Regions from separate parts of the Homo sapiens genome. Here region 2 is linked to region 1. The links are chromatin contacts, found by Hi-C or POLR2A ChIA-PET in ENCODE. All regions are on one chromosome and are shown on one strand. The core of a region is the stretch at or near the end of the contact, and the rest is flanking DNA. Distances in the headings are between cores, read along the strand shown. Region 1 overlaps GCNT2 (glucosaminyl (N-acetyl) transferase 2 (I blood group)). Region 2 overlaps SYCP2L (synaptonemal complex protein 2 like).

Region 1 (5,394 bases), core at 2,600-5,099:
AAATGCAAAGGAGCCACTTCAGAAATGTGTCACAGAAAAGTGAAAATGCAACCTAGTGGTAAGTGAAGAGGGGAAGAAGAAAGAAAAAGGACCAGAACCGTGAACTGAAGGGACAGGGAACAGCCAGACGAGAGCTTCAGCCATCACGAGGATGATTTCGGAACCTGGAGAAAATGTAAGTTAAATATATCTACACTCTGATCCTATCTCAAGAGAGAGATATTTTACTCATTTCCTGGTTGTGAATGATGGGCTCTTGGAAGCACTGTCTTTTTAGCGCGTCTCTTATCTCTGCCCTGATTTTTGTATTTGTTTACAATACTGAGTTATGGGAGAATAAACGTTTTCTGAGGGCAGCTCTGTCCAATGCTTCACTGTTAGCAGAAGCCTGTCATCAGATTTTTGAGGGGAAAGTTTTTTACCCAACAGAAAATGCATTGAAAACTACCCTTGATGAAGCTACCTGCTATGAGTACATGGTTCGAAGCCACTATGTAACAGAAACACTCTCTGAAGAAGAGGCTGGGTTCCCTTTAGCTTACACAGTGACCATCCACAAAGACTTCGGCACTTTTGAGAGGCTCTTCAGGGCGATTTATATGCCCCAAAATGTCTACTGTGTGCACCTGGATCAGAAGGCGACGGATGCCTTTAAAGGTGCAGTGAAACAGTTACTCAGCTGCTTCCCAAATGCTTTTCTGGCTTCCAAGAAGGAGTCGGTTGTCTATGGGGGGATCTCCAGGCTCCAGGCTGACCTGAACTGCCTGGAAGACCTTGTGGCCTCTGAAGTTCCCTGGAAGTATGTCATCAACACCTGCGGGCAAGACTTTCCCCTGAAAACCAACAGGGAAATAGTTCAGTATCTGAAGGGATTTAAAGGGAAAAATATCACCCCCGGAGTGCTGCCTCCTGACCACGCTGTTGGACGGACTAAATACGTCCACCAAGAACTGTTAAACCACAAAAATTCCTACGTGATTAAAACAACAAAATTAAAAACTCCTCCTCCTCATGACATGGTGATTTACTTTGGCACGGCCTACGTGGCTCTCACAAGGGACTTTGCTAACTTCGTCCTCCAAGACCAGCTCGCACTTGACTTACTCTCCTGGTCCAAGGACACCTACAGCCCCGACGAACATTTCTGGGTGACACTCAACAGGATTCCCGGTATGTACGTCTCTTAACTTTTATTTTTACGAATAAACACTGCATGGTCAATACTAAATAAGTTGCTTTGAAAAGAGTGGAAAAAATGGGACAAACTTCTTTACGGTTTTAAATGTCAAATTAAAAAAAAAATTTCATCTGTAAAATGGTAAAATGGAGATGTGTTATATCACCCACTCTTGTGAACCGCTCTGTTCACAGGACAAAAGACCGAAGGAACACTGGCCATATAAATAAAAACGTGACCGAGCACAGTGGCTCAAGCCTGTAATCACAGCACTTTGGGAGGCGGAGGCAGGTGGATCACTTGAGGTCAGGAGTTTGAGAGCAGCCTGACCAACATGGTGAAAACCTGTATCTACTAAAAATACTAAAAAAATTAGCCAGGCGTGGTGGTGCATGCCTGCAATCCCAGCTACTGGAGAGGCTGAGGCAGGAGAATCGCTTGAACCCAAGGGGCGGAGGTTGCAATGAGCCAAGATTGTGCCACTGCACTCCAGCCTGGGTGACAGATCGAGACTCCATCTCTAAATAAATAAATAAATAAAATGTAAACCTTATTCTCCTTTAAGCGCAACGCATTTAAAATCAGGAATATGTATTATAAATAAAATTTGAATGACAATTTGAAGATTTCATAATATTTTTGTCTCTGTTGAAGCTCCCATCCTTTTGAAATGGGAGCAAGATACAACTTTCAAATTTTTTATTTGCAAGCTCTTTTCTGGTCTTGAATCAAAAATCTAAAGCATGGCCAGGCATGGTGGCTCACGCCTGTAATCCCAGCGCTTTGGAAGGCTGAGGCAGGAGGATCTCTTGAAGCCAGGAGTTTGAGACCAGCCTGGGCAACATAGTGAGACACTGTCTCTATTTTTTTTCAAGAAGTTAAAACAAACAAACAAACAAAAAAACCTTATTGCACCTTAAAGATTTCTAGGCTGAGCGCAGTGGCTCACACCTGTAATCCCAGCACTTTGGGAGGCTGAAGTGGGCGGATCACAAGGTCAGGAGTTCGAGACCAGCCTGGCCAACATGGTGAAACCCCGTCTCTACTAAAAATACCAAAAATTAGCCAGGCGTGGTGGCGCATGCCTGTAATCCCAGCTTCTCAGAAGGCTGAGGCAGTAGAATCGCTTGAACCCAGGAGGCGGAGGTTGCAGTGAGCCAAGATCACGTCATCGCACTCCAGCGGAGACTCTGTCTCAAAAAAAAAAAAAAAAAGATTTCTAGACTAGTACCTCCATTTTATAGATGAAGAAACTTCAATGTGATTACATGATGTGCTCAAATCCCACAGCTAGTAAGCAAATGCACCAATTATAAACCAGGTCTCCTAAGCCTGATGTTCTTTTTAGGTTGACTTTCAATAAGGTCTCAATTGTTGCTAAATCAATTCCATCTCTCCTTTGGTCCAAGTTCCAAATGATTTTTGAATAATCTCAAGTTGTTTATAGTGAACCAATTTAGTCCTGCTAGTTCAATTCAAAATAAGAATTCATATTTGCAGTTCAAAGGAAAAAGTAACTGGAACCTGTATGAAGATCACAGTCCTGGTTTCTTTGGATTGCTGGTTCAACCCTGGATGCACATTACGATCATCTGGGGCTTCTAAAAATAACTAAGCCAGGGCCTGTTTCCCTCCTTGGGGCAAGACCTAACTATTGATATTTGTACAGCTTCCAAGTGATTCTCATGTACAGCCAGGGGTGTAAACCATTGCAGGTGCTTGTTTTAGATATTGGCATACAAAGCTTCATAGGCTTAGAATTCTCTTTAAGTCTGTGATTTTCTCAGAGCCAGAAGGGGAAGTATAGTGATCAAAAGAAATTAGGGCTCAGGAAAGTCTGGTGGGGAAAGCACAGAGCTGTTTAAATAGAATTGTAGTGTCCAGAGTAAGGGAAGTGAAAGCCTCACTTCTCTCCCATGTGCTTGGAGTAGGATGTAGACTCTTCAGGTCTGGCCACCCTACTATACGGGGAGACATTGACACAGCAGTTCCAAAGAGAGCAGCCAGGGAGGTAAAAAGGCCAATCCCCACTTTTTTTTTTTTTTTTTTTTAGAGAAGACCAAGACAAAGAAAAAGGATAATTGATTTGGAAAAGACTTGAAGAGGGATCGGTGTCTTTACCTAATTAAAAGATTTGCTCAGGAAAGAGAAATTAGACCAACTCTGTCGTTTTGGAAGTAGAATCTAGGGCCAGCGGGTGGGAGATGAGAACACATGGAGCTGGGAATAAAACGGGCAGCTTCCTCAATGGTGAGCAAAGCCAAGGGAAGCAGGGCTGGGGAAGTGCTGCTGAGGAAACCTCAAGGATTGGACCGGATGGCCTCCGAGTCCCTTCCCACTCTCAGAGTCTGTGATCCTAATCAGGGGACTCAACAGAAACTTAAGGGAAACCCCCTGACTTCTCGACTCGATGTATCTATTGGAGCTGGATTTTTACACCCCGTGTTAGCAGTAACAGATTGGCAAAGCAATAGAAAACAAATGCACCAATTCATGTTTTTCAGAAACTTAACAAAAGTTAGCCCCTGAAGTCATTTCTGTGTTATGTGTGTGGAGGAACACTGCCGGAGGACCCTGACCAGCTCTGCCAACTCTTTTTTTTCTTTTTTTGGATCTCACTCTGTCATCCAGGCTGGAGTGCAGTGGCACAATCACGGCTCACGGCCTCAACCTCCCAAAGTGCTGGGATTACAGGTGTGAGCCACACAGCACCCAGCCCGTGCTGGTCTTGACCTCCCAGGCTCAAGCCTTCCAAGAGGCTGGGACTACAGGCATGTGCCCCCATGCCTGGCTAACTTTAACTTTTGTAGAGACGAGGTCCTGCTGTGTTGCCAGTGCTGGTCTTGAACTCCTGGGCCCAAGCGATCCTCCTGCCTCAGCCTCGTGAGCCACCACATCGGGCAAGCCCTGCCAACTCTTTCCTGACCTGAGGCAGGGCTGAATGTAGGAGGTTAGGGAATTAGAAACCTAAGGGTTGTCTTGTTTAATTATTATTCCGGCTATGTGGAGATCTGAGCCATTTTCCGTTGTAAGGGTCCTTCTGGTTGATGTGTATATGTTGTGGTTTTTGCTTTTTTTTTTTTTTTTTTTTGGCAGGTGTGCGAGGGACATTTTGAGATTGTTCCAATTCATTGTCATGATTGAGGGATTATGATTAGGATTCTGTAAAGTAACTAGTCCAGGCCAGGTGTGGTGGCTCACGCCTGTAATCCCAGCACTTTGGGAGGCTGAGCTGGGTGGATCGCCTGAAGTCAGGAGTTCAAGACCAGCCTGGCCAACATGGTGAAACCTATCTCTACTAAAAATACAAAAATTAGCCGGGTGTGGTGGCACGTGCCTGTAATCCCAGCTACTCGGGAGGCTGAAGCAGGAGAATCACTTCAGCCTGGGAGGCGGAGGTTGCAGTGAGCCAAGATCCTGCCACTGCACTCGCGTCTGGGCGACAGAGTGAGACTCCATCTCAGAAATAAAAATTTAAAAAAAAATTAGTCCAGAAAAACATCTCACAGCTGAAGTGGTCTCATGGGAAGGGAGAACAGCACTGCCCAATAGGAATGCTATAATGGGAGCCATAGATCTAAAATCAAATTTTAGATTTTCCAGGAGCCACATTAAAAGAAGTAAAAAGAAGCAGATAATATGAATTTAAAGAATGTATTTTATGCCAGGTGTGGTGGCTCTCGCCTGTAATCCCAGCACTTTGGGGAGCCGAGGTGGGCGGATCACTTGAGGTCAGGAGTTTGAGACCAGCCTGGCCAACATGGTGAAACCCCAACTCTACTAAAAATACAAAAAACTAGCCAGGCGTGGTAGCTTGTGCCTGTAACCCCAGCTACTCGGGAGACTGAAGCAGGAGAATCGCTTCAGCGATTTAGGAGAACCAGGAGGCAGAGGTTGTGGTGAGTTGAGATCATGCCACTGTACTCCAGCCTGGGTGACAGAGCAAGACTCTGTCTCAAAAAAAAAAAAAAAAAAAAAAAAAAGAATGTATTTTATTTAACTCAGTTTGAAACATCACTTTTACTTGTGGCCTGTGGCTGCGACCACAGGCAGGGGAGGTGGACCACGCATCCTCATTGCTGGTGCAGTGGTCAGGCTCTGCCGCCCTAGCAGCACCGAGACGTTGGCCGTCCTCATGTCGCAGAGTCTCCACCTCTGCTGGTTTTGCTTTGCCTGCTTCTACTTTATTTGAAATTCTTGCCTGTGCTTCAGCACTT
Region 2 (5,659 bases), core at 1,089-3,588, 370 kb after region 1:
ACCATGGATTCAAAGATGCACTTAAATATTTAAACATTTTGGAAATTGGAGCCATCTTGATATGTCATTTTTCTATGTTACATGTTTTTAGTTTTCTTCTGAAAGGCTGTCATTAATTGACACTACATTCTGCAATGGATGGTATCTGGTAGTTGAGGAAATTCAGTACCAGAAGCTTAAGCATGCCCTGTGCTTGGTTGACTTTAAAACTTGGTTGACTTGGTTGGTCCTCATAATTCAAGTCAGTGGTTCCAAACATTTTCAAGTCAAAGTTTTATGATCATCACAATGACAGTTGCTGTCTTTAAAACTGGTTGATAAAATGCACAGTGGTAAACTACTTTGATTTTTGTAACATTTTAAAATAAACTTGCTTTGTATTAATCCCAACAATATGTATATACTGCATATTTGAAAAACAGTGCAGATGTGAGCTATATATTCACTCTACGGTCATTGCTTGGTGCATTTATGGATTCACATAATGCTATAATGACTTTCATTGCCCCTGGTAGAGGAAACACTGTTCTAGATGACTGTGTTAGTCCAATTAGGCTGCCATGACAAAATGCCATCAATTGGGAGGCTAAGCCAACAGACATTTATCTCTGGAGGCTGGGATTAAGAGATTAGGGTACCAGCATGGTTGGATTCTGGTGATGGCCTCTTTCTGGCTTCTTGCTGTATGCCTACATGGTGGGCAGAGACCTGGCTTCTTGCTGTGTGGCTACAAAGTGGACAGAGAGCCAGAGCCAGAGCTCTTTCTTTTTCTTTTCTTTTCTTTTTTTTTTTTTGAGACAGAGTCTCACACTGTTGGCTCAGACGAGTGCAGTGGCACGTTCTCAGCTCACTGCAACCTCTGCCTCCCGGGTTCAAGCAATTCTCCTGCCTCAGCCTCCTGGGTAGCTAGCATTACAAGCGTGTGCCACCACGCCTGGCTAATTTTTGTATTTTTAGTAGAGATGGGGTTTCACTATTTTGGCCAGGCTGGTTTTGAACTCCTGACCCCAGGTGATCCACCCACCTCGGCCTCCCAAAGTGCTGGGATTACAGGCATGAGCCATCGCGCCTAGACGGAGCCAGAGCTCTTATAAGGGCACTCATCCCATCATGAGGATCCCACACTCGTGACCTCATCTGAACTTCCCTTACCAAAGGCTGCATCTCAAATACCACACTGAGGGTTAAGGCTCCAACATATGAATTTCGGGGGGGGACACAGTCCCATCTATAGCAACGACAGTTTGTGCTTGGAGCCCACTCTGGTCACCTTAGCGGGGCTGGCCTCTCTGAAGTGACAGGTTTTCACATGTGGCCTTTGACAGTTGTCTTGTGCGAGCTTTATGCCCAGGCTCTGCAGAGCTACTGTCTAATCCCTCTCTCCGAAGTAGAAAGATGTTTTCACTGAATTTCTTCTCACCTCCTTCTGCAATTGACACAATTAATCACTCCTTCCTTTTTGTTCTGAAACTTACGTCTTCTTACTTATTTTTATGATTCTTTTGTTTGTGTTCTGCTATATGGATTATGACTTTCTTTCAATCACAGTTTATCCCTCTCTAGTGATTTGAATGGCTTATGTCCTACTTTTATTTTACCGGTAGTTACCCTTAATTTAATTACTAACATCAAAAAATGATGGTACCTTATTTCTTCTTCTTTGTATATGACAACAAGTTTAATGTGTTAAAGAAATGTAAGAGTATTAGGCTGTGAGAGGGACATGGTCAGAGCTTTTCATCGTTTGAAGATGTCTTTCTGGCTTTTATACAATATTACTCTCACTTTGCAGTCTTTGCCCCTTACAATCCTGTTGCATTATCTTCTGATATTAAGGGTTGAAAGCGTGTTTATTTTACATGGTTCTTGGTGACTTATTTTGAATCCAAATCTTACTTTAGCTCAGGAAAATTTGTTCTTTGATACTTTTATTACAGCAGAGTTTCTCAATTTTGGCAATATAGATATTTTGAACTGGGTAATTCTTTGTCGTGGGTGCTGTCCTGCGCATCAGAGGGTGTTTGGCGGCATCCTTGGCCTCTACCCTCTAGATGCCAACAGCATCCATCCCCACGTCATGACAACCAAAAACATCTCCAGACATTGCTAAGTGTCCCCTGTGGGGCAAAATCATCTCTAGTCAACAACTGCTGAGGTAGAGTGCTTTGGGTGTATTTAACAGAGTATCTAGTTCAAATAGGCTTAAATGATAAAGACAACTTACTGGCTCAAGGGACTGAAAAGTCTAGAGGTGGGCAGTTTGGAAATAGCGTGGCTCCGCCCCATTTCTCTGCAGCCCAAAATTTCAGTTCTGCCTTTCTCAGAGTCTAGTCTTTGCTCTCAATGTGGTTTCCTTGTTGGTTGCAACCAGAACTTTGTGCTTCCTGGTTCACATCTGGGGAGAAAGTTTCACTTTCCTCAACCAGCAAATGAAAGCCCTAGCTTTGCTCTGATTGGATGCCCTGCCCTCCAGATGAACCAGTCACTATGAAAGGATAAATGGGCCACCTCTGCCTAGTTTAAGCCAGTCTAGATTTACCCCTGGAACTGATCGGTCTCACCCAAATAGCACAATTGCTCCGTAACAGAGGAGTGGGGAAGGATGGTGGGGAGGCCACCAAAAAGTCCATTACAGTTACTTTCTGTTCCCTCTTTGTAAGATTATCTGTCACATCTTTGTTTTTATCTTCATATGCATCTTTTCCTCGCTCACTTTCCCCCCTGCATTTTGACAGCAGTTCTCAAGTTCTTCTTAGAAGAAGAATTACCTGGCTTGAAATATCAATATTGCCAAAGTTGAAAAAGTCTGCTGTAATAAAAGTATCAGAGAATTAATTTTCCTGAGCTAAAGTAAGATTTGGTTTCAAAAAAGTCACCAAGAACCATGGAAAATAAACGCGTGTATGCGTGTGTGCACATGCTCACAACCCTTAATACCAGAAGACAATGCAACAGGATTGTAAGAGGCACAGCCTGCAAAGTGGGTTATATTGTAGAAAAGCCAGAACGACATCCTTAGTGAAAAGCTCTGACCGTGTGTAGGAGTCATTTTCTTACTCTTCCAAACATAAATTTGATGCTTTGAAATTATACTTTCAGGGAAAATTCAGATGTTGGATTCCTTCCTACTTAGCTTAGGATTCCTGGTGACAGAAAAGACTGTAAATCATTTGCTTCAACAGGAGGTGAGTTGCAAGTAACAAAACAGGTAATAGTGGTTCCAGAAACCTAAAAGAAGATCGTACATAGGTCTCTGTTTTCTTTCTTCTCCATGAATGTCTTCTCAATTCCAAAAAGGGCTTGAAGACTTTTAACTGCATTTTGCACGCTGTCCCTCGAGAAGAGAGAAAAAAATTCCCTTTGTCAGAAGGCATGTGTCATCTTATGTAAGTGACTTTGTATAAGTTACGTGCTGTAGTAAGGGTAAAATCTCTCATGAGTGTATGGCTTCAGTCTGTGTTCTACTTAGACCTGATTATGTCCTTTCTCTCTTGGGTAAATGCTTTGTGCACCTATTATGTGTCAGGCACTATGCTAGGTGATAAAGACGGGCTGAGGTAAAAAGAAGACATTGTGCCCAGGCGCCGTAGATCACGCCTGTAATCCCAGCACTTTGGGGGGCCAAGGCGGGCAGATCATGAGGTCAGGAGATCGAGACCATCCTGGCTAATATGGCAAAACCCCATCTCGGCCAGGCGTGGTGGCTCACGCCTGTAATCCCAGCGCTTTGGGAGGCCAAGGCGGGTGGATCACGAGGTCAGGAGATCGAGACCATCCTGGCTAACACAGTGAAACCCTGTCTCCACTAAAAATACAAAAAATTAGCCGGCTGTGGTGGTGGGCACCTGTAGTCCCAGCTACTCAGGAGGCTGAGGCAGGAGAATGGCGTGAACCTGGGAGGTGGAGCTTGCAGTGAGCCGAGATCGCGCCACTGTGCTCCAGCCTGAGGGTGACAGAGTGAGACTCTGTCTTAAAATAATAATAATAAAAAAAGAAACTCTATCTCTACTAAAAATACAAAAAATTAGCTGGGCTTGGTGGCACACACCTATAGTCCCAGCTATTCAGGAGGTTGAGGCAGGAGAATCGCTTGAACCCAGGAGGCGGAGGTTGCAGTGAGCTGAGATTGCACCACTGCACTCCAGCCTGGGTGATAGAGCGAGACTCTGTCTCAAAAAAATAAAAATAAATAAAAATAAAAAAATAAAAAAGACATTCCTAGATTTTTCCTTTTTAATAATTATAATTTTTTTTTCTTTTTGCTTCAACGTTGTGAGGCAAAATGTTTTCTCAGGCTATATTTTTTCATTGTGAATGTGAACTAAATTAGTGACTCATGGGAGAATGTTAAGAGTACAGACGGTAGAGCCTGCGTGGCTTCAAATCCTAGTTTTGCCACTTTTGCCAGCTGTCTATGAGCACAGCTCTAACTTCATCACACCTCAGTTTGTTTGCCTGTAAAATGGAGTCAAAGTAATACTACTTGATAGTTATTGTAAAGGTTAAATCAAGCAATCCATGTAAAGTGATTAGCACATTATCTGCTAAAGAGGAAGTGCCCCAAGGTTTCCAGTAGCTACACTAATGGGGCATGGAATTTTGATTGCTTTTCAAGTGATGGATTTTTTGTTTGTTGGTGACCCAAAGTCATTGTTGCGTAATTCTTGGGACATGAGATTTGGAGGTAAGGTTGTAATGTGTGACCATACAAACAACAAAACCAGCACCGTGTTTTGAAGTTGGAACCTGAACCCACGACTGCGCTAACAACCAGCCAGCGCGGAGGACATCATGGTGGCACATTATTTGCGTGGTGTGTGGCCACAGTGTAGGGCCTGAAATGGGTGATTTGTGAGCATGAAACTCACTGCTGTCGTGTTTGTCCATTTAGTCTTTGCAGGATATAGTTTTTACACAGAATTTTTCCTAAACAAATTTTTATTTAATACGTTAGTGAAATCACTACTCTTAGTGGTGTATTTAGATTTGGAGAGCAGCTGATCTCATGTTTTCTCCTAAGTTTTCAAACTAATCTTTGAACACACTACCTTATTGTCTGTGTGTTCTAGAAAGTCTGGAATGTTCTGGACTTCAAAGGTAAAACCTGCAAGTATAAAATTAAGCAGAATTAATTTCGCTCAGTGGTACTGTTTTCTGGTTTCTATTTAATAGTAACAAGTCGAGCTGCTTCTTACAAGAGACTGAACTATCACAAGGTTTCTCAACAAATCTGTTCTTTAAAATGGGAGTTATTTCAGGCATTAAAAGATCGACTCGGCCGGGCATGGTGGCTCACACCTGTAATCCCAGCACTTTGGGAGGCTGAGGCTAAGGTGGGCGGATCACTTGAGGTCAGGAGTTCGAGACCAGCCTGACCAACATGGTGAAGCCCCGTCTCTCTTAAAAATACAAAACATTAGCTGGGTGTGGCGGGCACCTGTAATCCCAGCTACTTGGGAGGCTGAGGCAGGAGAATTGCTTGACCCTGGGAGGCAGAGTGCATTGCAGTGAGTCGAGATCGTGCCACTGCACTCCAGCCTGGGTGACAGAGCCAGACTTGGTCTCAAAAAAAAAAAAAAAAAAAAAAAAGAAGAAGATCGACTCACACTTGTTAGCATTTATTTGAAATTCTGAGTGAATATACAATTCAGGAGTCTGC

What was found. Hi-C counts contacts between places; a loop is a spot of excess contacts on that map. ChIA-PET counts read pairs that join two places held with the same protein, here RNA polymerase II (POLR2A). Pooled maps may share reads with other maps.
Region 2: a pooled map shows a loop between it and region 1 (3-fold over the local background). The contact joins two enhancer-like sites. A Hi-C loop is called at or near these places in 5 of 37 single-sample maps with no recorded cell type and 3 of 50 pooled maps. POLR2A ChIA-PET finds 5 or more read pairs at or near these places in 2 of 52 experiments (OCI-LY7 and activated B cell).

The regions. Positions count from the first base shown.
Region 1 is chr6:10,528,667-10,534,060 of GRCh38, forward strand. It overlaps GCNT2 (glucosaminyl (N-acetyl) transferase 2 (I blood group)), which reads left to right. Exons shown (of 5, transcript NM_145649.5): 3 at 1-1,170. The coding sequence starts at 246. Among named protein-coding and RNA genes, the nearest start is that of GCNT2, 10 kb to the left of the region's middle. RefSeq lists an enhancer at 5,336-5,394. Within about 2 kb of position 3,850, at least 6 of the 41 ENCODE cell types and tissues checked have a DNase peak (open chromatin) inside an H3K27ac peak, as active enhancers do; they include OCI-LY7, where a contact is called at or near this core.
Region 2 is chr6:10,899,578-10,905,236 of GRCh38, forward strand. It overlaps SYCP2L (synaptonemal complex protein 2 like), which reads left to right. Exons shown (of 30, transcript NM_001040274.3): 7 at 3,100-3,185; 8 at 3,298-3,386. Among named protein-coding and RNA genes, the nearest start is that of SYCP2L, 15 kb to the left of the region's middle. Within about 2 kb of position 2,339, at least 3 of the 41 ENCODE cell types and tissues checked have a DNase peak (open chromatin) inside an H3K27ac peak, as active enhancers do; they include OCI-LY7, where a contact is called at or near this core.